Linked DNA regions of Homo sapiens: all the other regions are linked to region 2. A link is a loop called in an ENCODE intact Hi-C map of the cell type or tissue named here. Cell type or tissue: B cell. All regions are shown on one strand. Each heading gives the region's core, and the rest is flanking DNA. Links, peaks and the distances in the headings are about the cores only.

Evidence for each region. Hi-C counts contacts between places; a loop is a spot of excess contacts. Peaks named below come from ENCODE experiments on the same cell type or tissue, not always from the same donor. Only the 100,000 strongest peaks of a DNase experiment are listed, where the experiment ranks them.
Region 1: a loop joins it to region 2, with 10 times the contacts of the local background. A loop is called at or near these places in 9 of 110 quality-filtered maps.
Region 3: a loop joins it to region 2, with 3 times the contacts of the local background. A loop is called at or near these places in 3 of 110 quality-filtered maps.

The regions. Positions count from the first base shown.
Region 1 is chr17:19,458,337-19,468,105 of GRCh38, forward strand. It overlaps LOC105371574 (a long non-coding RNA gene), which reads right to left and starts at 2,635. Exons shown (of 3, transcript NR_188341.1): 1 at 2,367-2,635. RefSeq lists enhancers at 1-197, 745-1,290, 1,838-2,384, 2,385-2,931, 4,572-5,117 and 1 more. In B cell, for the core only: no CTCF peak of the experiment used is centred there; DNase peaks (open chromatin) are centred at 3,090, 4,371 and 5,025; H3K4me3 peaks cover 633 bases; H3K27ac peaks cover 3,478 bases.
Region 2 is chr17:19,373,975-19,383,743 of GRCh38, forward strand. It overlaps MAPK7 (mitogen-activated protein kinase 7), which reads left to right and starts at 4,524. Exons shown (of 7, transcript NM_002749.4): 1 at 4,524-4,656; 2 at 4,922-5,158; 3 at 5,808-5,973; 4 at 6,634-7,712; 5 at 7,807-8,492; 6 at 8,839-8,972; 7 at 9,104-9,570. The coding sequence starts at 4,927. The coding sequence ends at 9,257. MFAP4 (microfibril associated protein 4) reads right to left here. Exons shown (of 6, transcript NM_002404.3): 6 at 9,471-9,769. It also overlaps a transcript of B9D1 not described here. RefSeq lists silencers at 3,600-3,649, 4,360-4,419, 4,490-4,749 and enhancers at 3,920-4,149, 6,487-7,449, 8,695-9,195, 9,196-9,696. In B cell, for the core only: no CTCF peak of the experiment used is centred there; a DNase peak (open chromatin) is centred at 4,297; H3K4me3 peaks cover 2,347 bases; H3K27ac peaks cover 1,907 bases.
Region 3 is chr17:19,302,155-19,311,923 of GRCh38, forward strand. It overlaps EPN2 (epsin 2), which reads left to right. Exons shown (of 11, transcript NM_014964.5): 5 at 7,731-7,843. It overlaps EPN2-AS1 (EPN2 antisense RNA 1), which reads right to left and starts at 4,107. Exons shown (of 3, transcript NR_048576.1): 1 at 3,785-4,107; 2 at 1,661-1,784. RefSeq lists enhancers at 2,042-2,241, 4,070-4,199, 6,768-7,684, 7,685-8,600. In B cell, for the core only: no CTCF peak of the experiment used is centred there; DNase peaks (open chromatin) are centred at 997, 2,157, 3,187 and 4,337; H3K4me3 peaks cover 1,425 bases; H3K27ac peaks cover 541 bases; H3K27me3 peaks cover 1,805 bases.

The sequences.
Region 1 (9,769 bases), core at 1,212-9,211, 85 kb after region 2:
CTCGCGTCCTTGTGAAGAGCCCACCAAACAGGCTTTATGTGAGCAATAAAGCTTTTAATCACCTGGGTGCAGTCGGGCTGAGTCCGAAAAGAGAGTCAGCAAAGGGAGATAGGGGTGGGGCCGTTTTATAGGATTTGGGTAGGTAAAGGAAAATTAGTCAAAGGGGGTTGTTCTCTGGCTGGCAGGGGTGGGGGTCACAAGGTGCTCAGTGGGGGAGCTTTTGAGCCAGGATGAGCCAGGAGAAGGAATTTCGCAAGGTAATGTCATCAGTTAAGGCGGGAACAGGTCATTTTCATCTCTTTTGTGATTCTTCAGTTACTTCAGGCCATCTGGATGTATACGTGCAGGTCACAGGGGATATGATGGCTTAGCTTGAGCTCAGAGGCCTGACACAAACATGAGTGAACGCCACAAATGGCACCTCCATATGAGGAACTGGGGCAAAAGGAATAGAGCGAGGGGGCTTTTGTTTGGCAAATTGTGCCTCTAAGACCCACTCTCAGGGTTGTATTAAAAAATGTAATCGATGTTTAAAAAGCTAACACAGAGCACAGGTATTTGAGGACTAAGCTCTGATTTTTTTCTTATCTTGCCCAAATTCCTATCTAAAGGGTCTGGAGAGTCATGCTCTACAAACCATAAATTCTCATCAGATGAGTTTTATTTAACCCTATATATCGTGACTTACTTTCCAATCTGACTCTGGCATAACATCACATGACAAAACAGAAAATCAAAATATTTTACCCCCAAACAAGTTTATTTGCCATACCTTGAAATGGCCCTGCAAAGCCATCCTTTGTGGGGGAGAAATTTGCATCTGTAAAGAATCTCTATTAACATAGCTAGATCTTTTTGTTTCAGGCCCTCCCAGTTCTGAAGAGATTAGCTGAGAGTCTACCAGCTTTTTAAAGGTCAGAATGGGAAACATTTGTCATCTATTGTCTCTAAGGGCAGCCACTATGAGACATCAAAAGAACCTTGGTCTCCACAATCTTTTATCTTAACCTAAACATTTCCTTTCTATTAATCCCAGGTCTTTAGACAAACTCAACCAATTGTCAACCAGAAAATGTTTAAATTTACCTATAGCCTGGAACCCCACCCCCCTTCAAATTGTCCTCCGTTTCTGGACCAAACAAATGTATTTCTCAAATGTATTTGATTGATGTCTCATGCATCTCTAAAATGTATAAAACCAGGCTTCTGCACCCCAGCCACTTTGGACACATGTTCTCAGGACCTCCTGAGGGCTGTGTCATGGGCCATGGTCACTCATATTTGGCTCAGAATAAATCTCTTCAAATATCTTACAGAGTTTGACTCTTTTTGTCAACATATTGTTCTGAGTGATTTTATTGTCCCCACATGAAACTCACAGAACCTCTGTGAGTTGGGCTCCATTGCCTTCCTCTTTGCATGTAGAGTGTGGGAATCTAAGACATGCCCTCAGCCCACAAATGATGGCCAGTGACAAGTAGGGGCTCAAATTCAAGTAGTCCAGTGCCAAAGAAACTTGATAACCCCTCTTAGGGTGTAGCCATTATGCACTTTGGCTCATTTTCCTTCCTGGTGACTTCAGATCAATTGTGGAGAAGAAGGAGCTGGATGAGCTTTGGGTGGGTCATTTATGGTGAGCAACACTTACAGAAAGAGCCTGTAAACCTCTGTGTTGTCACTCTGTCTCTTTCCTGCCATACACAGATTCCTTTATGAACATAGGCATTAAAGGGTATTATTTAAGGAAGTGTTCTTCCCACAACCTTAATTTTTAAAAATTTATCTCTTTTTTGAGACAAAGTCTCACTCTGTCACCCAGGCTGGAGTGCAGTGGTGTGAACACTGCAGCCTTGACCTCCTGGCCTCAAGCAAACCTCCCACCTCAGCCTCCCAAGTAGCTGGAACTGCAGGTGTGTGCTGCCATGCCTGGCTAATTTTTGTATCTTTTGTAGAGACAGGGTCTCCCCATGTGGCCCAGGCTGGTCTCACACTCCTGGGCTCAAGCGATCTGCCTGCCTCAGCCTCCCAAAGTGCTGGGATTACAGGTGTGAGCCACCGTGCCTATCCTTATTTTCATTTTTAACATGACACAGCCAGCTATAAATTCTGTGGGAAACAACGCCCTGTGGGATAAGATCATCACTTTCTATTTTTCCTTTAATAAAAGTCACCCTAAATGGGACTCAATAAAAATAATTATTTGCTGCCAAAATGAAAGTCAAAACTGAGAAATAGAAAAATCAAAGATAAAAATCCACTGTAATGAAGACTCACAAAAGATCAACTGAGAGAAATGTTTGCCACATTTATGGAAAATATAGAGTTAGTGAACAAATTAAGGAATTAAGGGCTCGAGGCTTATTTACCATCACTGCAGAAACCACACTCAATGTGTAAGAGGCGGGGTCCAAGGCGGCAGACCTCTGCTGGACTTCTGTGATCCCTGCTACTTTCTGGCAGGGGCACACTGGGTTCAGAGACTTGTCCTACATTCAGTTGGCAGTGGGACCTTGGATAGGTCATCCTCTCTGAGCCCTAATAAATTCACCAATAAACTGGAAACATCTCCTGATTGGTCACGGGTGGAAGGTCAGTGGGATGGAGAAGGATGACTGTGGGCAGCTGGGAGTACTTCCCTAGAGGGAGCCAAGTGGGCAAGCAGCCCCAGCATGATGTCACAGATGGCCCATTGTGACTTATATTTAAAATTTATATTCAAAAGGGAAGCAGAGCATAAAAGTTTGGAAATTTTGCAGCTTGAGCATGTGGCAGAAAAAGTAAAAGCACTATCAGGGGAAGAATTAAAGCAGGCTGCAGAATAATCATTTGCTAGAGAAATTTGCATAACTGAAAGGGAGCCAAGTGCTAATTAACAGCCAAGACAATGGGAAAAGGGCCTCAAAGGCATTTCACAGACCTTTAAGGAAGCTCCTCCCATCACAGGTGCAGAGGCCTAGAAAGAAAGAATGGTTTTATGGGCCCAGCCTGAAGTGTGCCCTGTGCCACTTAGGGAGGCTCCAGCTCCAGCCATGGCTCAAAGGGCCCTAGGGACAGCTTGGGCCACAGCCACAGAGGGTGCAAGCCATAAGCCTTGGTGGCTTCCATGTGGTGTTAAGCTTGTAGGCTGGCAGAGTACAACAGTGAATGAGGCTTGGCAGCTTCCCCCTAGATTTCAGAGGATGTATGAGAAAGCCTGGGTGCCCAAGCAGAAACCTACAGCAGGGCTGGAGCCCTCAGAGAGAACCTCTACTAGCACAGTATTGCCCAGCCTCAGGTATTCCTTTATAGCAATGCAAGAATGGCCTAACACAACCAGAAAGCCTCAGGACCTTTGGCCAACAAGCGAATAGAAACTAGTGTGTGGGACAGAGCACCATGTGGCAAACACCTGAGTAGAAAGAGAAAACCTCCGAAGAGGTGGAATAGTGGAAATGTGGGGTTGGAGGCCCCACACACAAAATCCCCACTGGTGCACTGTTTAGTGGAGCTCTGGGAAGGGGGGCTAATGTCCTCCAGGCCCTGGAATGGTAGAGCCACTGGCAGCTTGTACCCTTGTGCCCAGAAAACTGTGACAGGAGCGACGGGAGCTGAACCTTGCAAAGCCACAGGGGCGGAGCTGCCCAAAGCCTTGGGAGTCCAGACCTCATGCCAGTGTCCCTGGATGTGGGACATGGAGTCAAAGGAGATTCTTTTAGAGTTTAAGTTTTTTTTGTTTTGTTTTTGTTTTTTGTTATTTTGAGACAGGGTCTTGTTCTGTTGTCCAGGCTGGAGTGCAATGGTGTGATCTTGGCTTACTGCAACCTCCACCTCCCAGGCTCGAACGATCCTCCCACCTCAGCCTTCTGAGTAGCTGGGACCACAGGTGCACACCACCATACCCAGATTATATATATATATGTATGTTTATATATATAATATATATGTGTATGTTTATACATTATATATAATATGTATAATATATGTGTGTGTATGTTTATATATAATATATAATATTAATATTATATGATATATTATATATATAATATTATATATATGTGTGTGTGTATATATATGTAGAGATGAAGTTTAGCTATGCTGTCCAGGCTGGTCTCAAACTCTCAAGCTCAAGTGATCCACCTGCCTCGGCCTCTCAAAGTGCTAGGATTACAGGCATGATCCACCATGCCCAGCCTGGAGCTTTAAGATTTAATGACTGCCCTACTGAGTTTCTGACTTAATTGGAGCCTGTAGCCCTTTCCTTTTGGCCAATTTCTCCCTTTTGGAACAGGAATGTTTACCCAATGCCCACTTCCCCATTGTATCTTAGAAGTAAATAACTTGTTTTGATTTTACAGGCTTATAGATGGAGGAAGGAAATGAGTCTCAGATGAAACTCTGGACCTGGACATGGGACTTTGTGTTAATGCTGGAATGAGTTAAGACTTTGGGAGACTATTGGGGCCAGGCATGGTGGCTCATGCCTGTAATCCCAGCACTTCGGGAGGCCAAGACAGGTGGATCACTTGAAGCCAGTTGGTCAGACCAGCCTGACCAACATGGTGATACCCCGCATCTACTAAAAATACAAAAATTAGCCAGACACGGTGGCGCATGCCTGTAATCCCAGCTACTCGGATTGCTGAGGCATGAGAATCACTTGAACCCAGGAGGCAGAGGTTGCAGTGAGCCAAGATAGTGCCACTGCACTCCGGCCTGGGCAACAGAGTGAGGCACTGTCTAAAAAAAAAAAAGACTTTGGGAGACTATTGGGAAGGCATGATTGTATTTTGCAATGTGAGAAGAATATAAGATTTGGAGGGGCCAGGGGCAGAATGATAGAGTTTGGATGTTTGTCCCTGCCCAAACCTCACGTTGAGATGTAATCCCCAATGTTGGAGGTGGGGCTTGGAGGGAGGTGCTTGGATCGTGGGAGCAGATTCTTCGTGGCTTGGTGCTGTCCTCGTGATAGTGAGTTCTGCTGAGGTCTGGTTGTTTAAGTGTGCAGCTTCACTGGTGCAATGCTTTCTCTGCTTCTGCTTTCCCCATGTGACATGCTGCTCTCACTTCCCCTTCCACCACAAGTAAAAGCTCTGACACCTCCCCAGAAGCTGAGCAAATGCTGGTGCCCTGCTTCCTGTACAGCCTGCAGAACCGTGAGCCACTTAAACCTCTTTTCTTTATATTAGGTTGGTGCAAAAGTAATTTGCAGCTTTTGCATTAAGAAAAAGTAGCAAAAACTGCAATTATGTTTGCACCAATCCAATAAATTGCCCAGCCTCAGGTATTCCTTTATAGAAATGCAAGAATGACCTAACACATCCAGAGAGCCTCAGGACACCTGGGCAACAGGGGAATAGAAGCCAGGGTGTGGGACAGAGCATTGTGTACTGAACACCTGAGTAGGAAGAGGAAACCTCCGCTGGGTGTGGTGGCTCATGCCTGTAATCCCAGCACTTTGGGAGGCTGAGGCAGGTGGATCACCTGAGGTTGGGAGTTTGAGACCAGCCTGGTCAACATGGTGAAAACCTGTCTCTACTAAAAATACAAAAATTAACCAAGCGTGGTGGCGCATGCCTGTAATCCCTGCTACTCGGGAGGTTGAGGCAGGAGAATCACTTGAACCCGGGAGGTGGAGGTTGTGGTGAGCCGAGATCATGCCATTGCACTCCAGCCTGGGCCACAAGAGCCAAACTCCATCTCAAAAAAAAAAGAAAAAAGAAAACCTCCAAGGAGGAACCCTGTAGAAAACTGCAATGTGACACGTGTTCACTGCACGTGGCACAAGCCGGAGAAGAAAATGTAAATAAAGCCTAGGAACAAAAACTCAGAGCCCTAATGAGTAAGTTTGGATTTGCAGGAGAGGGGAAAGACACGCTTGGCACTCACAGCCTCACTGAGTACATTTTCTCCACCTAAGTGAGTCCACATGTTAATTTACTCATCGGGGAGCAGCCAGCACAAAGCCTGTCCCCCCCAGTGATATGAACACCCTGGCCAGGCACATGCAGCCAGCAGTGCATCCTCACTGGGACCATATCCATGGCTCCTGTGCTCTGCGACTCTGCTCCTGCCTGGGTAAGGCTTCTGTCCCCACAAAGACCACCACTGTTCTGCTTTTCTCCCACTCTGGGTAAGTTTTGCCTATTCTGGAACCTCCTATTCATGGGCTCATACAATATGTTCTCCGTTGGGAACTATGTTCTTTTTGTGCAGCGTGAGGCTGTGTGTGCCAGCGGTGCTTTTATTGCTGAGCAGTGTTCCATTGTGTGCCTGACCACAGATTGCTTTTCATTCTGCTATTGGTGGAATCCTGGGATATTTCCAGTTTGGGGATACTATGAATGAAGCTGCTATGAACATCCTTATACGAATCTTCTGGTGAAGTCATCATAGAATTTGGAGACCAAGTTTTTGCCATCATTTATTCGGAGCCTAAAGGACCAGACGAAAAACCTGCCCAGGGTCACACAAGACTGAGAAGCCCAGTAAAGCACTCTCTGACGTCAGCGACTCAGGTCCTTTGGTCCTGTGCCTGGCTTGGACAGAGTCAGGCTTGTTCAACACTCTCTCCCCATCACCTCAGGTTCCCCATATCCCATTTACAACATCAGGATTAGCTCCCAGGCTTCTGTGGGGTGAAGAATGGGGACTGGTTTTCCTGTTTCACTTTTAGCCTGGGCTTAGGCTATGAGCAGGTCAGAAAGGGGCAATGAGGCTGGTTGCAGTGGCTCATGCCTGTAATCCCAGCACTTTGGGAGGCCAAGGCGGGTGGATCACCTGAGGTCAGGAGTTCAAGACCAGCCTGGCCAACATGGCAAAACCCCATTTCTACTAAAATACAAAAATTAGCTGGGGGTGGTGGTGCATCTCTCTAATCCCAGCTATTGGGAGGCTGAGGCAGGATTGCTTGAACCTGGGAGGCGGAGGTTTCAGTGAGCTGAGATCACGCCACTGCACTCCAGCCTGGGTGACAGAGCGAGACTTCATCTCAAAAAAAAAGTGGGGGGGGGGTGGCAAGGAGAGCAATGAGATCATATTTCCCATGTGCTGTGTGAACACTGGTGCTCTGTGAAAGGGCCACATACGCAAAGCAGCCCCAAACGCAGAAGGAGCTGAGAAACCAAAGAACAAGGCACACACATCCAGTGTGTCAGCAAAGGGTGGTTTATTTGGGGAATTTAAGGCAGAAGCATGGTCTTGGGTGACAGCAAGACAGGTGTCCACACTCCCAGACCCAGGGCTTGTACACCATGGAGAAAGTGTGCATTGCTCTACAGAGACAATGGCAGCAATCCAGAGCAGGCAGGAATGCTGTGCATCATAGCCTAGAATTTGTGTGATAACATCAGGGTTGACACGTTCTCACACTAAGGACAGGAAATTAAGTCCAGGCCCTTTCATGGAACACCAGTGTTCCATGGTGTTCCTGATTAAGTGTAGGAATCAGGAGGCATTCCTGGGACTGGAGCTAATCAGAGTCAACACGGCAGGTTTGCAGCCCAAATGGTCACTTTGTCTCTGCAGTTGGTGTCTCCCTTCCCTTCTGAGTCTCATTAACCCCATGTGCAAATGAAGGGGATTAAGGTCACTCTGGGGCTCATTCTGGGCCTAATGGTCTCTGAGGTTAACCATCCATGATGGGTAAAGTGAAGAGGGGTGTCTTTCCCCTCTGCTTGCTCCAGTCACTTGGCCCAGAGGCCCCCCTCCAAGTGAGCTCCAGGAGGGCTCCTGCATACTCCTCTCCCAGAACACAGCTCCAAGGATGCCATGATGATCAGTGTTTTAAAATGTACCTGGTAGTTGCTTTTTATACAGATATGGCAAGGCTTACAGATCTGGAGACATTTGCCATTGAAAACTAGTTACTTGAGCACGGTGGCTCATGCCTGTAATCCCAGCACTTTGGGAGGCCAAGGTGGGTGGATCACCTGAGGTCATGAGTTTGAGACCAGCCTGGCCAACATGGCAAAACCCTGTCTCTACTGAAAATACAAAAATTAGCCTGACTTGGTGGTGGGTGCCCGTAATCCCAGCTACTCGAGAAACTGAGGCAGGAGACTCACTTGAACCCCGGGGGATGGAGGAGGTTGGGGTAAGCTGAGATTGTACCACTTCACTCCAGCCTGGGCAAAAGAGCAAAACTCCATCTCAAAAAGGAAAAGAAAAGAAAGCTAATTACTTGGCCAGGCATGGTAGCTCACCCCCAGCACTTTGGGAGGCTGAGACAGCCCAGAAGTTTAAGACCAACCTGGGCAACATGGCAAAACCCTCTGTCTACAAAAATACAAAAATTAGCCAGGCGTGGTAGCACGTGCCTGTAGTCCCAGCTACTCAGGAGGCTGAGGCAGAAGGATCACTTGCACCAGGAGGTGGAGGCTGCAGTGAACTGTGATTGTGCCACTGCACTCCAGCCTGGGTGACAGAGTGAGACTGTGAGGACCCCACCACAAAAAAAAAAAGAAAAAAAAAAGTTACAGTTCTCAAGAGGAGGGAGCACGCCACCCCATGCAGGGCCATGCAGAGAAGCATTGAGGTTGGCCAGAAGGCAGGAGCGAGGGGAAGGCGTGGATAAAAGGCTTTATTGGGTTTTCTCTGGAAGGAATGGGCAAGGCAAGGTGAGTAGGCTTAGGGTTGGTTAGTTTGAATAATTTCCGCAGGCTCTGCGGTGTAGAGTGTCCCAAGTTGTCTGTTACCTGGCCCTGGGATGATCTGGGGTGCAGAGGAGCTGCAGAGCCAGCCAGCCTGTGGAACTCCTGGCAGGGTTTCCTGTAGGCACTGCTCACCTCTCCTCTGCCTTCCCAGAGCTTCACTGCCAATGAGCAGAAAGTCCAAGGAATTGGGAGTGTATCTGCAGAGACCCATCTTAAACTATGTACAGGCTTCCAGAAGACAGTCATTTAACTGGAGACCAAGTTAGGCTGTGGGTTGGAGAGGGCTGGAAGAAAATGACAGTGAAATTTGTTTTTCCACCAAGAGACATAGTGCCTCTGTTGGGAGGTGGGGGAGCTTCTACACTGAAGTGGGTTAATCTCTGAACTGCTCCTCTAGGGCTGAGGCCCCCCAGCCGTGCATGATGCCCTGAGCAGAAGGGTCTGACCAGGAGAGGGCACCAGAGCAGAGTGCGGGTCAAAGTTGCTAAAGCCCACACCACGGGTGGCCTGGGGCTCTGGGGATCCCCTGGAGTGGCTGTGGATTGTTGAGCCTGGCAATATATTGTGCATCATTTTTTTTTTTTTTTTTGAGACAGAGTCTCACTCTGTAGCCCAGGCTGGAGTGCAGTGGCAGGATCACGGCTCACTGCAACCTCCGCCTCCTGGGTTCAAGCTATTCTCCTGCCTTGGCCTCCTGAGTACCTGGGATTACAGGCGTGCGCCACCACACCCAGCTAATTTTTGTACTTTTAGTAGAGACGGGGTTTCACCATGTTGGCCAGGCTGGTCTCGAACTCCTGACCTCGTGATCCACCCGCCTTGGCCTCCCAAAGTGCTGGGGTTACAGGTGTGAGCCACCGCACCTGGCCTACTTTTTTTTTTTTGAAACAGAGTCTCACTCTATCACCCAGGCTGGAGTGCAGTGGCATGATCTCAGCCCACTACAACCTCCATCTCCCGAGTATTCTCCAGCCTCAGCCTCCCAAGTAGCTGGAATTATAGACATGCACCACCACGCCTGGCTAATTTTTGTATTTTTTGTAGAGATGAGGTTTCACCATGTTGGCCAGGCTGGTCTTGAACTCAGGTGATCCACCTGCCTCAGCCTCCCAAAGTGCTGGGATTACAGGTGTGAGCCA
Region 2 (9,769 bases), core at 783-8,782:
TGGTAACCTAAACCAGAAATCTTGAACTCAAATGCCCACTGTGGCCATGCAGGAAACGTGAGCCAAGTGAGTGGAGTATCTGTATATAACACATGAGATTGTCTTTGTTCCCACAAAAAGATATACTTGGTCTTTCTTTTCCTGAAACACATGTCATCTCAGCCTCTTTTGTTTTCCTGCTTTTAATAAGATGTAGAAAACAGTTGTGAAAGCACAATGATAAGTAGCATCTGACCCTCGGCCTGTGCTGGGGAGGCTGTCAGGGAGTGGCAGGGACTGTGGTGAATTAGAGAGCACATGTTCTTTCAATGGCGGGGTCACAGTTCGATGGCTACGTAGAAATGCTGATCTGATTTCCCAAAAGAAAGCAAAAATCAGGATTCTTATGGCAAATCTCCCCATTTTTGACAGGCAAATAATTCCAAGCTTTTAAAAAGCACCGTGTGAGTCATTCTCTCATACCACTGGTGGGTGTCTAAATCAGTATAATCTCTAAGGATAGAAATTTGACATTAGCTACTAAAATTGTAAGAACAATACTCTTTAACTTGACACTCCCACTTCTGGTATTCTTCCTGCATATACACTTGCTGTGTGCAAAATGATGTGTTCAAGAAAATTTATTGCAGCATTGTTTGCAATAGTGAAAAAACTGAACTCATCTAAATGTCTATCTAGGGGGTCTTGGTTAAATAGGTTATATTCGTAAAGGAATATCATGCAGCTGTAAAAATGAGTGCTTTTTTTTTAGATATGACAATAGCACAAGTGACAAAAGACAAAACAGATAACTGGACTTCATCAAAATTAAAAACTTTTGTGGAACAGAGGATGTTATCAAGAAAGTGAAAAGACGATCTGAGAAATGGAAGTAAATATCTGTAAATCATGGGAAGTAAATATCTGTAAATCATCTAATAAGGTAATATCTGTATCTGTAAATCATCTGATAAGGGACTTTTGTTTAGAATATATAAAGAACTCTGACAGCTCAACAATAAAAAGGCAAATAATCCAATTAAAAATGGACAGAGGGCTGATGCGGTGGCTCATGCCTGTAATCCCAGCACTTTGGGAGGCTGACGTAGGCCGATCACTTGAGCTCAGGAGTTCAAGACTAGCCTGGCCAACACAGTGAGACCCTGTCTCTGCTAAAAATACAAAAATTAGCTGAGTGCAATGATGTGTGCCTGTAGTCCTAGCTACTTGAGAGGCTGAGGCAGGAGAATCACTTGAGCTTGGGAGGCGGAGGCTGCAGTGAGCTGAGATCCTACCACCGCACTCTAGCCTGGGCTGGAGTGAAACCCTGTCTCAAAAAGAAAAAAAAAAAAGGTCAAAGGATTTGAATAGATATTGAACAGACATTTCCCCAAAGGAGACAAATGGCCAATAAACCGTGAAAACATCCTTAGTCATTAGGGAAATGCAAATCAAAACTACAATGACGTATCACTTCACACCCACTAGGATGGCTATAATTAAAAAATAATAATAATAATAAGGCTGGGTACTGTGGCTCATGCCTGTAATCCCAGCACTTTGGGAGGCTGAGGCAGGTGGATCACTTGAGGTCAGGAGTTCGAAACCAGCCTGACCATCTCTAATAAAAATATAAAAATTAGCTGGACATGGTGGTGGGGACCTGTAATCCCAACTACTCGGGAAGCTGAGGGAGAAGAATTGCTTGAACCTGGGGTGCAGATGTTGCAGTGAGCCGAGATCGTGCCAGTGCACTCCAGCCTGGGCGATAGAGTGAGACTCAGTATCAGAAAAAGAAAAGAGGTGTTGGTGAGGATGTGGAGAAATCGGAACTCTTAAATATTGCTGGTGAATTTGTAAAATGGTGCAACTGCTGGAGAAAACAGCTTGGCACTTTCTCAAGAAGTTAATAGTTTACCATGTGACCCAGCAATCCCACTCCCAAGAGAAAGGAAAACATGTCCACAAAAAAACTTGTAAACAAATGTTCTCAGAAGCATTATCATAATAGCCAAAAAGTTGAAACAACCCAAATGTTCATAAACTGATGGATAAACAAAATATGGTATATCTAAACAATGCAATATATTTGGCCATAAAAATTAGTGCTAATATGACAACATGAACTTTATGCTAAGTGAAATAAGCCAAACACAAAAGACTACACAGTGTGTGATTCCATTAGTATAGAGCATCCACAATACGCAAGTCCATAGAGACAGAAAGTAGTTCAGTGGTTGCAAGGGCTCTGGTGAAAGAGGAATGAGGAGTGACCGTTAATGGGTATAAACCAAAAATAAAATTAGAAGGCCCTTTGCAACCATCTGAATGGACTCCCTCCTTGGCCAGCACACCCTAAAATTTAACCTGAAAGACTGGTTCAGGCCACGATGGGAGGTGAGAGTTGGACATGCCTTATTATACCCCTCCAACATTAACATCAACACTGACCTTAAGTCTGATAAGAAATATTTGTCTATTCTCTCTATAGCCTGCTACTGGGAGGCTTCAACTGCATAATAAAACCTAGGTCTCCTGGCCAGGTGCAGTGGCTCACGCCTGTAATCCCAGCACTTTGGGAGGCCGGGAGCAGGGGGGCGTGGATGACTTGAGGTCAGGAGTTCGAGACCAGCCAGGCCAACAGGGTGAAACCCCATCTCTACTAAAATACAAAAAAAAAAAAAAAAAAAAAAAAAAAGCCGGGCTTGATGGCTCATGCCTGTGATCCCAGCTATTCGGGAGGCTGAGGCAGGAGACCAGGAGGGGGAGGTTGCAGTGAGCCGAGATCGCACCACTGCACTCCAGCCTGGGCAACAGAGTGAGACTCACTCTTCAAATAAAATAAAATAAAATAAAATAAAATAAAATAAAATAAAATAAAATAAACAACCAAAAAACCCTAGGTCTCCACAACCCCTTATCATAACCCAGATATTCCTTTCTATAGATAATAACTCTTGTAACCAACTGCCAATCAGGATATGTTTAAATCTACCTGTGACTTGGAAGCCCCTCCCCTTTGAGTTGTCCCGCCCTTCCAGAATAGACATTGAACAGACATTTCCCCAAAGGAGACAAATGGCCAATAAGCACATCAAATCAATGTCAATCTTGCATGTATTGACTTATGTATTATGTCTTCCTGAAATGTATAAAGGCTGACTATGCCCCGACCATCTTGGGCACATGTTGTAGGACCTCCTGAGGCTGTCACCACCATGTCCTTAACATTGGCAAAATAAACTTTCTAAATTGACTTGAGACTTGTCTCAGATACTTGGTTCACATAGGTTTCTTTTAGGGGCGATGAAAATGTTCCATAAACCACTCTACCTAAAATTAGGTAGTGATGATGGCTGCTCAACTGTGAATATACCAAAAAACACTGAATTGTACACTATAAAAGGATGAGTTTTATGGTATGTTATTAAAAGTTGTTTAAAAGTGAGGGACCCCTCCAGTTATTGATATGGAATGATCTTCAGGAAAAGAGCATAATATGCTACATTTTTGTACACCAAAGGGGAGGTAGGTACGAATATGCATACATATTGCTTTTTTCTAGAAGCCGCCTAGGAGTGAAACCAAAATTCTTCACTTCTTTTCGGCCCTACCTCGAGCTCCCTTTAGAAAACCTTTCCTTCCAGCTCACAGTATCCACCATGTCCACCTTCGCCTCCCGGCACTGAGCCTTAGAGGGGCGGTGCTCCATAAACATTTGCTACATGAATGAACGAATAAACTATCGGATTTTGGGGTGGGTCGGGACAGCTCGGTTCCAGCGAGGGCTCCGCCCACCCGCGGGCTCCGCAGAGGAGCAGAGGTTGGGCGGCCGCCTCGGTTAACTCCGCTGCAGCCCAAAGCACGGGAATCGCGGGACAGACAAACGAGCGGAGGGAAGATACCTAGAAGCCAGGAAACCGCGAGCTGCAGTCCAACTTGGCCGGAAGCTGCGGAGAGGCTCAGCCACCGGAAGTCAGTGGAGGGTTCGGCCGGACGCTCTAGAATCCCGGAGGACCGGGATCTCTGTGGTTGGCCGTGACGGGCACCCTCTACCGGGGATGACACATTCCCAGAGCTCCTGGGACCAAGCAAATGGCGGACACAATTCCCTGGGCGGAAGGGGACTTCGGGAGCCAGTAGCCAAGGTAACAGTCCCAGACCTGGGCATCTCAGGCCGGGCAGTTCCCCGAGCTCACGGGACTAGCTGTGATTGGCCGGATGAGGTTGAGAGCTTCATGGGGACGCGCGCGCTACGTGCAGGGGCGTTGCCTTCCATTCACTTGGCGCCCGACTGCCAGTGCGCATGCGTTTGAAGGCGGTGCAGGGCGGGGAGCACACCCCTGCGAAGTGCCGGGCACCCTTTGGGCGGCTCCCGCCGGCGAGCTGGACAGCGGCGCGCGCCAGGCGTGGCTTTCTCGGCCGGTGGGCTAGGATTGGACGCAGTAGGTAGAAGGGGCAGGACCCTCCGCAGCAGTAGCTCAGCGATTGGCCAGGAGCTGGAGGGAGCGTGGCCTTGGGAGGCGGGGCGGAGGGGGACGGACAGGGCAGCTCAAGACGCTGAGGTGGTGGCTGCGGCCTTTGAACAAGTAAGTGAGCCACCCTCGGAGACCCCCGCGCTGGGGACGGGAGGCCGGCGAGCCTCGGGACCTCTGAAAGCCTTGAGGAGGCGCGGGGGTGAGTGCGGCCCTGAGGAAACCCAGGTGCCCCGCCCCTCCCTTTCTTCCTGGCCCGCGCCTCGCCTACCCCTCCCCCGACCCTGGCGGGCCCCCGGCTCTGGGCCCGGACCCCTGGGGTAGCTAGTCTGCCACGAACCAGCCGCGCGCTTCTGCCCTTGTCGGTTTAGGAAACTGGGAAGTTCCCTGGTCCTGCTCCCCAGCCCGCAGAGGGGACACTGAGGCCCACGGTAGGTGGTCCTCTCCTCACCCGAGTCTCCACACAGACACCATGGCCGAGCCTCTGAAGGAGGAAGACGGCGAGGACGGCTCTGCGGAGCCCCCCGGGCCCGTGAAGGCCGAACCCGCCCACACCGCTGCCTCTGTAGCGGCCAAGAACCTGGCCCTGCTTAAAGCCCGCTCCTTCGATGTGACCTTTGACGTGGGCGACGAGTACGAGATCATCGAGACCATAGGCAACGGGGCCTATGGAGTGGTGTCCTCCGCCCGCCGCCGCCTCACCGGTGAGCTTCCTGAGCCGTCGCCTCCCAGATGTGGCAGCGTCGCAGGGAGTGGGAAACCGGCCTGTCCCAGACAGCCGGGAAGGAAAGCGGGGTGCGAGTTCTGGCTCCAGTCAACACACACTGACCAGGGCCTTCTGCCTGCCAGGCTCCGGGGAGGCTCGGTTCTCTGAAACTCCGGCCTGGTGGTTTTGCCATCCTGCCTGCCTACTTCCTCCTTAGGAAAATGATAGTCCCAGTTAGACCAGAATGGAGAGCCAGTCCTTCGTGTCTAAGAGAGAAATGTGTTCTGGAGCCAGACACTGGCATAAGGAACTGGTGGTGGGATGGGTGAGGTCTGAGATGGAGAGGGTGTAGGCATAAGAGGCTGAGCTACACCACTGGGCATCCGTGCAACCTCCAACAAGTTACTAAGCCATATTTCCTTCTCTTTAACGTTGACCTATTGGGACCTGCCCCGCAGGGGAGTTGTGAAGGTAACATTTAATAATGTAGGTAACATGCTTAGCACAGGGCTTGGCACATAGTAGGTACCCAATACTTGGTAGCTGTTGTCATTTGCATCCTAGAAGGGAGGTGTTGATAGGGGCTGAGTCGACTCTGCAGTTTCTCCAAGGTATCCTCTGGTATGTCCCTTTTCCCTGCTCCTCAGGCCAGCAGGTGGCCATCAAGAAGATCCCTAATGCTTTCGATGTGGTGACCAATGCCAAGCGGACCCTCAGGGAGCTGAAGATCCTCAAGCACTTTAAACACGACAACATCATCGCCATCAAGGACATCCTGAGGCCCACCGTGCCCTATGGCGAATTCAAATCTGTGTAAGAAGCGGGATGGGAGAGGGAGCCAGACTTGGGACTTTTCTGAAGGCTGCAACCATGTTGCCGAAGTTCTGGAAAGGCAGCTGAATCTAATCTGAAGCAGGCTGGGAAAATTCCCGCAGTTCTAGGACCAGTTCTTTAGAGTTTTGCCAGGGACAACTGTTATTCCTCAAGAAGTGTACAGATGATTTTACAGTTTTATAGAATCTTAGTATATAGGATGTCAAATGTAGGACATTCCTACTATGACCACACCCTCCTATTCCCATAGCAGACTTCACTAATCAATCACAGAACACTTTCCTACAGACAGTGGACAAGCCTGGTCAATTTTCATCATAGTTCTTCAAGCTGCCACTACCAAACAATGGAGATAGCCCCAAAAGGAAACCTATTGGCCAGCCCTGGTGTAGTCCAACCCCATCTTTTATCTGATGGGGAAACTAGGTCTGGAGACAAAAGTGATTTAACCAAGTTCATGGAAAAGTCGTAGAGAATCTAAAACGTGATGCTCTTCTTCCATACCATGCCGTCAGCCCCTATGGGGTCCCAGGGTAAGGCTGTTACCTGTCTGGAATCGGAAGGGTGTGGTGAGGATGGGGCTTGTCCCTGGAGTGTGATCAGGCCAACCCATGCTTCTCTCCTTCCTTCCCCTTCCAGCTACGTGGTCCTGGACCTGATGGAAAGCGACCTGCACCAGATCATCCACTCCTCACAGCCCCTCACACTGGAACACGTGCGCTACTTCCTGTACCAACTGCTGCGGGGCCTGAAGTACATGCACTCGGCTCAGGTCATCCACCGTGACCTGAAGCCCTCCAACCTATTGGTGAATGAGAACTGTGAGCTCAAGATTGGTGACTTTGGTATGGCTCGTGGCCTGTGCACCTCGCCCGCTGAACATCAGTACTTCATGACTGAGTATGTGGCCACGCGCTGGTACCGTGCGCCCGAGCTCATGCTCTCTTTGCATGAGTATACACAGGCTATTGACCTCTGGTCTGTGGGCTGCATCTTTGGTGAGATGCTGGCCCGGCGCCAGCTCTTCCCAGGCAAAAACTATGTACACCAGCTACAGCTCATCATGATGGTGCTGGGTACCCCATCACCAGCCGTGATTCAGGCTGTGGGGGCTGAGAGGGTGCGGGCCTATATCCAGAGCTTGCCACCACGCCAGCCTGTGCCCTGGGAGACAGTGTACCCAGGTGCCGACCGCCAGGCCCTATCACTGCTGGGTCGCATGCTGCGTTTTGAGCCCAGCGCTCGCATCTCAGCAGCTGCTGCCCTTCGCCACCCTTTCCTGGCCAAGTACCATGATCCTGATGATGAGCCTGACTGTGCCCCGCCCTTTGACTTTGCCTTTGACCGCGAAGCCCTCACTCGGGAGCGCATTAAGGAGGCCATTGTGGCTGAAATTGAGGACTTCCATGCAAGGCGTGAGGGCATCCGCCAACAGATCCGCTTCCAGCCTTCTCTACAGCCTGTGGCTAGTGAGCCTGGCTGTCCAGATGTTGAAATGCCCAGTCCCTGGGCTCCCAGTGGGGACTGTGCCATGGAGTCTCCACCACCAGCCCCGCCACCATGCCCCGGCCCTGCACCTGACACCATTGATCTGACCCTGCAGCCACCTCCACCAGTCAGTGAGCCTGCCCCACCAAAGAAAGATGGTGCCATCTCAGACAATACTAAGGCTGCCCTTAAAGCTGCCCTGCTCAAGTCTTTGAGGAGCCGGCTCAGAGGTGCCTTGTGGGCAGGTCGGGTGGGCAGAGGGGAGACTTGGACTTGGACAAGGCTTCAGGCTTTTACCTTCTCCCCTGCCCAACTTCCCCGCAGATGGCCCCAGCGCACCCCTGGAGGCTCCTGAGCCTCGGAAGCCGGTGACAGCCCAGGAGCGCCAGCGGGAGCGGGAGGAGAAGCGGCGGAGGCGGCAAGAACGAGCCAAGGAGCGGGAGAAACGGCGGCAGGAGCGGGAGCGAAAGGAACGGGGGGCTGGGGCCTCTGGGGGCCCCTCCACTGACCCCTTGGCTGGACTAGTGCTCAGTGACAATGACAGAAGCCTGTTGGAACGCTGGACTCGAATGGCCCGGCCCGCAGCCCCAGCCCTCACCTCTGTGCCGGCCCCTGCCCCAGCGCCAACGCCAACCCCAACCCCAGTCCAACCTACCAGTCCTCCTCCTGGCCCTGTAGCCCAGCCCACTGGCCCGCAACCACAATCTGCGGGCTCTACCTCTGGCCCTGTACCCCAGCCTGCCTGCCCACCCCCTGGCCCTGCACCCCACCCCACTGGCCCTCCTGGGCCCATCCCTGTCCCCGCGCCACCCCAGATTGCCACCTCCACCAGCCTCCTGGCTGCCCAGTCACTTGTGCCACCCCCTGGGCTGCCTGGCTCCAGCACCCCAGGAGTTTTGCCTTACTTCCCACCTGGCCTGCCGCCCCCAGACGCCGGGGGAGCCCCTCAGTCTTCCATGTCAGAGTCACCTGATGTCAACCTTGTGACCCAGCAGCTATCTAAGTCACAGGTGAGAGGGAGGCCCAGGCCATGGGGACACCTGGGTCTGGGCCAAAGGAAAATGGGTTCAGGAAGCGGTCAGTGTTCCACAAAAACTGAGCAGCAGATGGGGCTTTATCTCTGAACGTGTCCTCTTGCTCACAGAAGGAGCATAATGGCAATGAAGAGGTTGTTAGGAGACAAGTTAAATATGGCCTGCAAAGTGCCTAGCCCAGAGATGGGGCCAGCCAGCACTCACTGACTGCCGAGACTGGTGTTAGCACTCCCAGATATCCAGGCGGAGTAGTCAGCAGCATTGGGACAGGGTGGCCTACAGACCTCAGTCTGTCTGCATTGTAACCTGTCATTCCCTGCAGGTGGAGGACCCCCTGCCCCCTGTGTTCTCAGGCACACCAAAGGGCAGTGGGGCTGGCTACGGTGTTGGCTTTGACCTGGAGGAATTCTTAAACCAGTCTTTCGACATGGGCGTGGCTGATGGGCCACAGGATGGGTAAGGTGGCTGGACTGAGCTCCTAGACTGGGACTGTGGGGAGAGGTTCCTGGTGCAGGAGACATGCACCTGTGGGATGGGTGAGGGTCCAGCCTAGGCTAATAGCACCCCTCCCTTTCCTTCCCCTGCAGCCAGGCAGATTCAGCCTCTCTCTCAGCCTCCCTGCTTGCTGACTGGCTCGAAGGCCATGGCATGAACCCTGCCGATATTGAGTCCCTGCAGCGTGAGATCCAGATGGACTCCCCAATGCTGCTGGCTGACCTGCCTGACCTCCAGGACCCCTGAGGCCCCCAGCCTGTGCCTTGCTGCCACAGTAGACCTAGTTCCAGGATCCATGGGAGCATTCTCAAAGGCTTTAGCCCTGGACCCAGCAGGTGAGGCTCGGCTTGGATTATTCTGCAGGTTCATCTCAGACCCACCTTTCAGCCTTAAGCAGCCACCTGAGCCACCACCGAGCCATGGCAGGATCGGGAGACCCCAACTCCCCCTGAACAATCCTTTTCAGTATTATATTTTTATTATTATTATGTTATTATTACACTGTCTTTTTGCCATCAAAATGAGGCCTGTGAAATACAAGGTTCCCTTCTGCACCTGACTCCAGGTGTAATTTTTGGAGTTCGGGGTAGGACACCATCAGCAGGGGAGCAAGGAGGAGCCAGGTGCCTACATTTGGGGGATAAACAAATATGTTTGTGTGTATGAAGCCAGTTCATTCAGGTTCTGAAGGTTTATTGAGACCTTCAGTCCCTACCCACTCCCAGCCCTGCAGAGATTGTCCTCTGCTCCCTCATGTG
Region 3 (9,769 bases), core at 589-8,588, 72 kb before region 2:
CTCAGCCTGGACTGTAAGTGGGGCAGCACCCCCTTATGGATGGAGGGTTCCTCGAGAGACAGTGTTGCACAGGCAGTGGGTGATTTTCACATCGCTTCTTGTTCGTTCCCCACAACAACCCTGGGAGACGGTTTCCCGTCCCCATTCTGCAGATGAGAAAACAGGCACTGAGAAGGTAATCACCTAGGCCAGGGGTCCCCAACCTCCGGGCCACAGACCCAAAGCTTCATCTGTATTTATAGCCGCTCCCCATCACTTGCATTACTGTCTGAGCTCCACCTCCTGTCAAATCAGCAGTGGCATTAGATTCTCATAGGAGCGCAAACCTTATTGTGAACTGCACATGTGAGGGATCTAGGTTGTATGCTCCTTATGAGAATCTAATGCCTGATGGTCAGTGTTTCCCATCACCCCCAGATGGAACTGTGTAGTTGCAAGGAAACAAGCTCAGGGCTCCCACTGATTCTATATTATGGTGAGTTGTAGAATTATTTCATTCTATATTACAATGTAATAATAATAGAAATAAAGTGCACAATAAATGTAATGTGCTTGAATCATCCTGAAACCATCCCCGACCCCACCCCTGGCCGTGGAAAAATTGTCTTCCACTAAACCAGTGTCTGGTGCCAGAAAGGTTGGGGACAGCTGACCTAGGCCAAGGTCATGCATTAAGAAGTGGCAGAGCCCAGATCTGAGCCCAGGCATGGACTTGAGGGCCCGTGCTCTCGTCTGCCACACTGGGCTGCTCTCTCAGGCTGATGACACTCGGCCTGGGGTCAGGCCCAGGTGGGAGAAGCACATAGGGCAGGGAGGAAGAGTTCCCTCTGGGCGAGTGTCAGAGACGGAAGCGCACTACAGGCATCCACACACAGAGTGTGCGTTCAGTCGCTTTCCTGGGTGGAAGCACAAGAAAATGTGAACAGCTGTTTCCTCTGGGGAGAGCAGTGGGGCAGGATGAGAGGAGTAGCTCTCACTTCCTTTTATGCTGAAATATTTAAGAATAAGTTGTGGGTATCCTCACATTACTCCCCTAAATGCTTCAGTACACATCTCTTCCTGGAGAGTCACACAGCCACTGTCACACACACAGTCACACACCTCACAAAATGGGAAATTAGCAGCATCATCTCACGCTGAGGTCATGGTCACATTTTTCAAGTTGTCTGAAAGTGTCTTGCTGCTGATCAGCCTAATGTGAGTCCACCCCAGGACCCCAGGCTGAGTCTGGCCATCCTGTCCCTGCAGTCTGTGTCATGGCAGCACGTTCTCCATTTCTCCGGGCCAGCCTTCCTTCGGGATGTCTGTCCCTGGCCTGGATCTGTCTGCTGCCTCTCACCATGCTCAGCCTGGCCCTCACCCTGAGCTTCCTGAGAACCGGAATCACGGCTAGAGTCTGGATTCTGTGCACATCAGCGTTTTGCTGGGACTGTCATAGATGGGGGTATGACGTCACCTGACAGGCAGCCCTCCCACCACCGATAGTGCCAGCGTTGGCCACAGCACAAAATAACTTTGTGGTTTGTCCCTGTGTTGTAAAGTCACATCCACCTTGTGGCTGGACAGTGATCTGGCTGTGGTCATGCTTCATTGCATTTTTCATTATACACCTTTTTGTCTTTTGCATCACATATATATATATGTTCCTGTTAAATATTACCTGGTGTAGTCCGGGTGGGGTGGCTCACGCCTGTAATCCCAGCAGTTTGGGAGGCCGAGGCAGGCAGATCACGAGGTTAGGAGTTCAAGACCAGCCTGGCCAACATAGTGAAATCCCGTCTCTCCTAAAAATACAAAAATTAGCTGGATGTGGTGGTGCGTGCCTGTAGTCCCAGCTACTCAGGAGGCTGAGGCAGGAGAATCGCTTGAACTCGGGAGGTGGAGGTTGAAGTGATCTGAGACCACTCCATTGCACTCCAGTCTAGGTGACAGAGTGAGACTCCGTCTCAAAAAATAAATAAATAAATAACCTGGTGTAATCTGAACTTAACTTTTTTATAATTTGCCTCGTTAGACTAAAAGCAGCCTTCCCAGCATCTCCCTGCGAGGAGGTAAAGTAAGGGCCTTGGAGGCTCTCCTGTGTTGAGAAGTGGCAGGAACGTCCTCAGTAGCCAAGGTCATTGCTGATTCAGGAAGTGGCCCCTGGAACCACAGGATGATGTCACCACATTGAGGAAGCGTTTCACTGCTGTTCAGTAACAAGGAAGGAACTTAGCTGAACTAGAGAACTGGCCACTGGACAGTGGACGCTGACCCTGTGCTCAGTGCTGGCTCCCTAGCCCCTCCCTCGAAGTAGGTCAGCCCAGCAGAAAGCAACCCCAGGCCTGTTCCTCGGAGGCCTGGGAAGGGCCACGCTTTCTGTGTGTGACGTGGAGGGTGGGGTGTCTGAAGGAGCTTAGCCCTCAGGTGGTCTGGTCCCCATGGATGGAGGAAAGAGCACCAGCTCAGGACAGGGCTGGAATCCACAGGGAAGAGCCAACTGCATCCCAGCACTCCTGACCCCTTGGTAGGTCAGTTGTTTACCTCCTCCCACAGGCCCCACTGTCTTCATTTCACTGATGTGGGAGCAGAAGCTCAAAGAGGTCAGGCTATCACATGGACTCCCACTGCTTGTCAGCGGTGGGGACAAGATTTGTCCGTCCAGTGCTCTTTCCACTATCTGGTCTTCCCTTGGCTGACATGCACAGGGTGTGAGAGGTGGTAGCAGTGCTTGGGCCCACATGGGGTCTTCTCACGCCCCCAAGGCCTGGCAACCTTTCATTTTTTCTGAGTTGTCAGACATGCCTGTGTACCCAGCATTGCCACACCAGGCCCAGGGACATAGGAAAACCAGGACCTCACCCTGCCTTCTCCACAGGGTCTGTGACGCTCACGTACCAGTGCAGTCATGCTGCCCACTGCACAGAGCCATTTGATGGTAGAATCCTGTCCCATGTGCTGTAAAATGTAAAAATATACTTTGGTTTTTTTTTTTTTTTTTTTTTTTTGAGACAGTCTTGCTCTGTTGCCCAGGCTGGAGTGCAGTGGTATGATCTTGGCTCGCTGCAACCTCCACCTGCTTAGTTCAAGTGATTTTCATGCCTCAGCCTCCTGGGTAGCTGGGACTACAGGCACGTGCCACCACACCCAGCTAAATTTTGTATGTTTAGTAGAGACAGGGTTTTGCCCTCGTTGGCCAGGCTGATCTCGAACTCCTGGCCTCAAGTGATCCACCCCCTTCGGTCTCCCAAAGTGCTGTGACATCATTACAAGCATGAGCCACCATGCCTAGCCTACATTTGTGTTTTTTGTACTTGCCACTTTCTTTCTGTTTGACCTATCCATGCAGATTAGAGGAGGCTTTTTAATCAGCACTATGTGACTGGCAGATGCTGCTTCCATACTTTCTAGGAAAATTGCAAAATGTAGCTGATAAGAATCAATTTCCTGTTTTTCTACCAACTCGATTGCCTTCTTTCACAGTTACCTGAAAGTGGCCCACTGAAGCATCTTTATTAAAAAATCTTTCACCCTTTGTTTTAGGAGCGCATTTGGGAAAGGGTGTCTCTCCCCCAGCACAGAGTACAGGCACCCAGGCTCTGCCGGGCAGTCCCTGGAGCAGACAGGGTGGACTCGAGTGGGAGAGACCCTTGTCTGCCTGAGTTGGGAGAGTTTTCTTGGTCTTCTTTTTAGATTGTATTTTGAGGGAAATGTTGGGCTTTTCTAGCCTTCCTACTCAGCCTCTCCCCCTTAGGCTTTTTCTCAGCTGGTGTGACAGACTGGAAAGGATAGAAATAAGGCCTACCTGTGGTTACAGTTCTTGACCACAGCAAGTGAAGACTTGGAGCTCTTCCAGTGGGGTTCATAATGCAAAAGGCCGCCTTCCTGGGAGAAGGTCCGTGCATTTGATGCGACTTTAGTGATGAGCTTAAACTAACAATTCCCGTTCTTCCTTCCAGTGAGTGTCTGGGAAAGCAACCTGCAACAATGAGAGAGTGGCACATCCCCCAGCACTTGCTTTTTCCCTTGGTCCCTGTGAGCTCTGAACCTTCAGATCCTCAGAGCAGAGCCAAGGCCAGGCTCAGGTGGTCAGAAGGGCCCATTCAGGCCTGTCTCACAACGACGTCTGTGTTCACTGTCATGTGCATGGGCACAAGAGGCCCTTTGTGGAGCTGAGTTGCTGTCACCAAGGCAAGAATATCTCTGCTGGAATCCTCCCTCGAAGCTCAGTCCCGTTGTGTGTAGCTCAGCTGATGTTCAATGGTTGGTGGCCAAGAATTCTGCCATCTGCAGAACTGAAAGCTGTACATCCGTTTATGAAAACCACAACATTCAGGGGAATACCCATTGTCTTTAATTTCTACATTGATGTGACGAGCTATGATGTGGTGAGCCAGTATGTGCCAGCTGTGCGTTATTCTAACAGTGTCAGTTATGGTAGACGTAAACATGTACATTTGCATTTGAAGCTATTCTGGCCTTGCAGATGTGCTAGAAAGCTCAGAGGACAAAGGAGGCCTCACTTCTCCAGCAGGTCCAGTTCAGAGCCCCGTGCCCACTCTCCCCCTCCAACCTGGCTGTATCAGGCACTGTAGCTGTGCAACTCAGTACCAGCTTCCCTGCCAGGATGGGGCTTGTTTTCCAGAGCACTTTTTTTGGGGTGGGGTGGGATATGAGCCTTCTACTTGATTCATTTGTGGTTTCCATTTGGTAGTAAATGAAGGATGTCGTAAGTGCAATATTTGCTTTATAGCAAGGGTTTTGTGAACCAAGCCTCAGAGATTCCTTATCAGGAAAGAGGCTGGGAACAGGTGGCTGGAGTGGTTAATGATTTGGGTGTGAGTGCCCTGTTCACTTGAGAAGAGTCCCCAGGAACTGTCTGGCTTCCTTTATTCTCTTCCATGTGGATGGTGACATCTTTTTGAACATAGGAAAGCCCAAACTTGAGAGTTCTGATTGGCATAGGTGAAGTTTAGGAACAAAACGAACAAAAAAATATACTTTTTGTTTTGGTGTATTATTAAGAAATCAAGTTGTTAAGGTGGATTGAGGACTTTTCTTTACCCTCTAGCTTTATTTCTGAAGAGATACTTTGGGAAATATAATTGAGTGATAACACTAGGATGGGATTTGACTTGATTTTATTTAGAAAAATACATTTATGTTTTTATAGCTGCAACTTTCTTTTTTTTTTGGAGATGGAGTCTCGCTCTGTCACCCAGGCTGGAGTGCAGTGGCGCGATCTCAGCTCACTGCAAGCTCTGCCTCTTGGGTTCATGCCATTTTCCTACCTCAGCCTCCTGAGTAGCTGGGATTATGGGTGCCCACCACCATGCCCGGCTAATTTATTTTGTATTTTTAGTAGAGATGAGGTTTCATCATGTTAGCTAGGATGGTCTCAATCTCCTGACCTCGTAGCTAGAATGGTCTCGATCTCCTGACCTCGTGATCTGCCTGCCTCGGCATCCCGAAGTGCTGGGATTACAGGCGTGAGCCACTGTGCCCGGCCCGTTCCAAAGTAAATTTATTGCTATATGTTTTGTGTGTTTTTAAGAATTTCATGACAGGGTGATGCCTCTGCTTGGCAACCTCACATGGTAGAGAAGTTCCCAGTCTCCTGCCCGGCCCCACCTCAGCCCTCTGCCCAGAAGCAGCCTCTTTCTACCTCCCCTGGTTCTTCTGTGGATCCCGTCTGTGGCCTGAATTGCATTTAGGCCTCTTCCCCTGTTTTATTCACCATAGCCATGGCCCAGCTATCTGAAAGCCTCCTTTGTCAGGAATTATTCCTAACCTTTTAGTTTCTCTCAAAGAGGAAAACCCTAAGAAGCAAATTTAGATTGGAAAGTAAGGCAGAAGCAACACCTAGGTGAATGAATCCTGCTAGTTAGGTTTCCTAAAATAGATGTAATGAAAGAAGGAAGTAAACTAATACACAATTAGAACATTTATTTATTTTTTGAGATGCAGTCTTGCTCTTTTGCCCAGGCTGGAGTGCAGTAGCTTGATCTTGGCTCACTGCAACCTCTGCCTTCTGTGTTCAAGCAATTCTCCTGCCTCAGCCTCCCAAGTAGTTGGGATTACTGGCGCCCGCCACCACACCCAGCTAATTTTTGTGTTTTTAGTAGAGACCGGGTTTTACCATTTTGGCCAGGCTTGTCTAGAACTCCTGGCCTCAGGTGATCCGCCCGTCTCAGCCTCCCAAAGTGCTAGGATTACAGGCATAAGCCGCCATGCCCGGCACAATTAGAACATTTTAAAATGACCCGTTAACCATGAAATTGAATTCTGTAGTTGTCCATCTGTCGACCTGTGCATGCACCTGTCTGTGCATGCATGTAAGCCTCCACCCAACAGGTGTTTGTCAGCCAGGGGTGAGTGCTACAAGGGAGAGGTGCAGAGGTGCAGAGTCTGACACAGCATCAGGATGGAGGGGAAGGACCAGGTCCGGGAAGCCGAGCTCTGACTACAAAAGAGGAGGTGGGTGCGCTGAGGGAACAGCCTGCACGGAGACCCGGGAGGAGGACAGGGCAAGGAACCATCTAAAGCAGTAGCTCCAAATCTCTCAGAGGGCAGGTCTTGTTCTGAGAGTTTTAGAGAAGCTATGGACCCTTCCTGAAACGGGGGCAGAGGTGGGCACATACTTCTAAAACTACAATAATTTCTAAAAGCATTTAGATTCCCTGATCGTGAAACATCCTGATGGCTGTGTAAGCCCCAGCACCCAGCACCATGGTTTATGTTGTGAATGTTAAGACTCCCGTGGGGTTTGTTACATCAGCTAGGAGTTCACATCTCATTCATTCAATAAAAACTGTCTTTCCAGGAGCTGCTTAGAAGTATTTAAACTAGCTAAGTGCACAGCAAAAGTGTCTGCATTTTTATCTGCATTTCTTTCTAATCAGTGTACAAAGCTGCTTACAGAACGAAAATGTTTGGGGTCACTGCAGAAATGGGCGGGCTTCATTTTCCATGATCTCGTAGTAACACTACGAGAGACAAAGGTCAACTCTTTTTTTTTTTTTTTTTTTGAGACGGAGTCTCGCTCTGTCACTAGGCTGGAGTGCAGTGGCGAGATCTTGGCTCACTGCAACCTCCATATCCCGGGTCTCTAAGTGATTCTCCTGCTAGCTGGGATTATAGGCACACGCCACCATGCCCAGCTAATTTTTGTATTTTTAGTAGAGATGGCGTTTCACCATGTTGGCCAGGATGGTCTCGATCTCTTGACCTTGTGATCCGCCCGCCTCGGCCTCCCAAAGTGTGAGGATTATAGGCGTGAGCCACCGCGCCTGGCCTCAAAAGTCAGCTCTTGAATGTTGGTGTGCCTGGAGTGGAGTCTTTGGTCTCCAGATGCCCTCCACCTGTTTGAAGGATGCTCTTTGGTTCATCTGTTCAAGAGCTATACTTTGGGTCTTTGAGTTAGTTCCTTTTTTGGAGCACTGCAGATCTGCCGTGAAGACTGAGGTTCTGATCCTTGTGAGGCCTGATGGCTGGGGCTTGCATACCCAAAGGCATCTTCTCTTGGTTGGTACCAGGGGACTTCTGTAGTTGGGAAAGCTACGTTTGACTGTCACTTGATTTTAACATTCAAATATTTGTAAGCCTTTCCTTTCCTCTGCCTGCATTGTTGGGCTACTGCTGGACCTTGCGGGTTTGAGATGGGAATGGAATGTGGTCTGCCCAGGAAACTGCTGTGCAGGAGCTGTATCAGCCTTGTCTTTTGCATATGATGACTTGGTCTTCCCCAACAGCCACCTCCCCGCGAGTGTCCTCCGAGCTGGAGCAAGCCCGGCCCCAGACTAGTGGAGAAGAGGAGCTTCAGCTGCAGCTGGCACTTGCCATGAGCAGAGAAGTGGCTGAGCAGGTCAGTGCCCCAGGCAGGTCTGCACTGCATTGACTGCCCATGCTCAGGGTGGAGTGTGGCTCACTGGGAAGAAGATGGCAGACACAGCCCTGTCTTCAAAACATTTCAGATATGCTTGCTGAGATGGCATTTCATGCTGCCGTAAGTGTGTATTCTTGTCACCCAGTGTCCCTCCCAGTCAGGGAGGGATCCCATGCAAAGTTACATTTAGGAAAGATTTTCTAGGAAGTCATTGCCAAGGAAAGAAACCAGTTAAAAATGCTTCCCAGAAACACTTGTGCAGACACGTGTCTGGGCTTTCCCTGAGTGAGCTGAGCCTGCACAGGCTCTTTGAAGGGTGGCATGCAGGGTGGGCGCAGGGATGCAGGCCTGAGGGGCAGGAGCCAGCCCAGCCCCCGCCAAGCACTTTGACCTGTAGCAAGAGATTTGCAAAAAACAAAGGCTGGGAAAAAATGCTCCCGAAATGAGAGTGCTTGTGTTTTGATGATGGAAGTATGTATAGTTTTAGTTTTTTTCAGTTCCCATTTTTCTTTTCTTTTCTCTTTTCTTTTCTTTCTCTCTTTCTCCTTCTTTCTTTTTTTTTTTTTTTTTTTTTTTTGAATCAGAGTCTCACTCTGTCACCCAGGCTGGAGTGCAGTGGTGCAATCTTGGCTCCCTGAGACCTCCGCGTCCTGGGTTCAAGTGATTCTCGTGCCTCAGCGTCCCGAGTAGCTGGGATTTCAGGCGCGTGCCACCATGCCCGGCTAATTTTTGTATTTTTAGTAGAGACAGGGTTTCACCATGTTGGTCGGGCTGGTCTCAAACTTCTGACCTCAAGTGATCTGCCCACCTCGGCCTCCCAAAGTGCTGAGAGTACAGTCTTGGGCCACCGTGCCTGGCCCCCATTTTTCTTTAGTAAGCATGCATTACTTTACAACAGCGAGAAGGGAAAGGAGCAATTAGAGTGGCCTTACAAATTGTCAAGCCTTTGGTTGCAGTTATCAGGGCTGTCTCCAATGACCTTTGGTTAAAAAAGGTAGATGGGACCAGGGGCAGCACAGGGATTCCTCTCCTCTATTAGAAGTTGGTGTTCAGAGAGGAATACTGGGGATAGTTAGATTTGAGTACTGACAAGTTCATCCCGGCATTGTTTGTGTGTCTATAACTGGCAACATTCTAAAGCTCAGTGACAGTGGGCAATCTCAGTTGTGGCCTCTCTGTCCCTGCAGTGGGAAACAGGCCACCAGTAACTGCCCAGGTGGATGCATGTGGCTTCATGGCCAGCAGCCCAGGAAGAAGGTGCGTGGTAGCATCCACTGAGAAACATAGGGACAGACGGACGGTTTGAGCCCATTTTAGTTAATATTTATAATAAAATATAAGGGAGCAAGTTCAAACTCCCGTGCTGATCAGTAGTGGCATTGTCCCTGTGAATAGCTACTGTGTAGCAGCCTGGGTAATACCATGAGACCCTATCTCTTAAAAACAAGAAAAGAAAAAATACAAGGAATATATTATTTATATTTAATTATTATATTATATAAAAGCTTAGGACAACCCTGTCTTTTGCATATGGTGACTTTGCCTTAAATAAAGATAGTGAATCATTTCTGTTAGGAATCATAGAAATATGCAGCCATTTTCCGGAAGCATACACAGTGGAGGTGGAATGATACGTGATTTTTATCTTCTTTCTAATTCCTTTTTGGGTTGTCAGATTTGTGTTTTATAAGGACACACATTGCTTCTATAAGTAGAATTTATAAAGCCAGTTTCATTTTGAGAAAAAAATATTTTAGATTAAGCATTCCCTTTCCCCAGTTTGGTGGTACCTGAGCCATAGTCTCCCTGGTGTGACCCCACAGGGGTCCAAGTCACAGGAGTCGCCATGAGGGAGGGGCCTTCTGGGTACACACACATTTGGGATTTGAAAGTAATTGTGTTTTA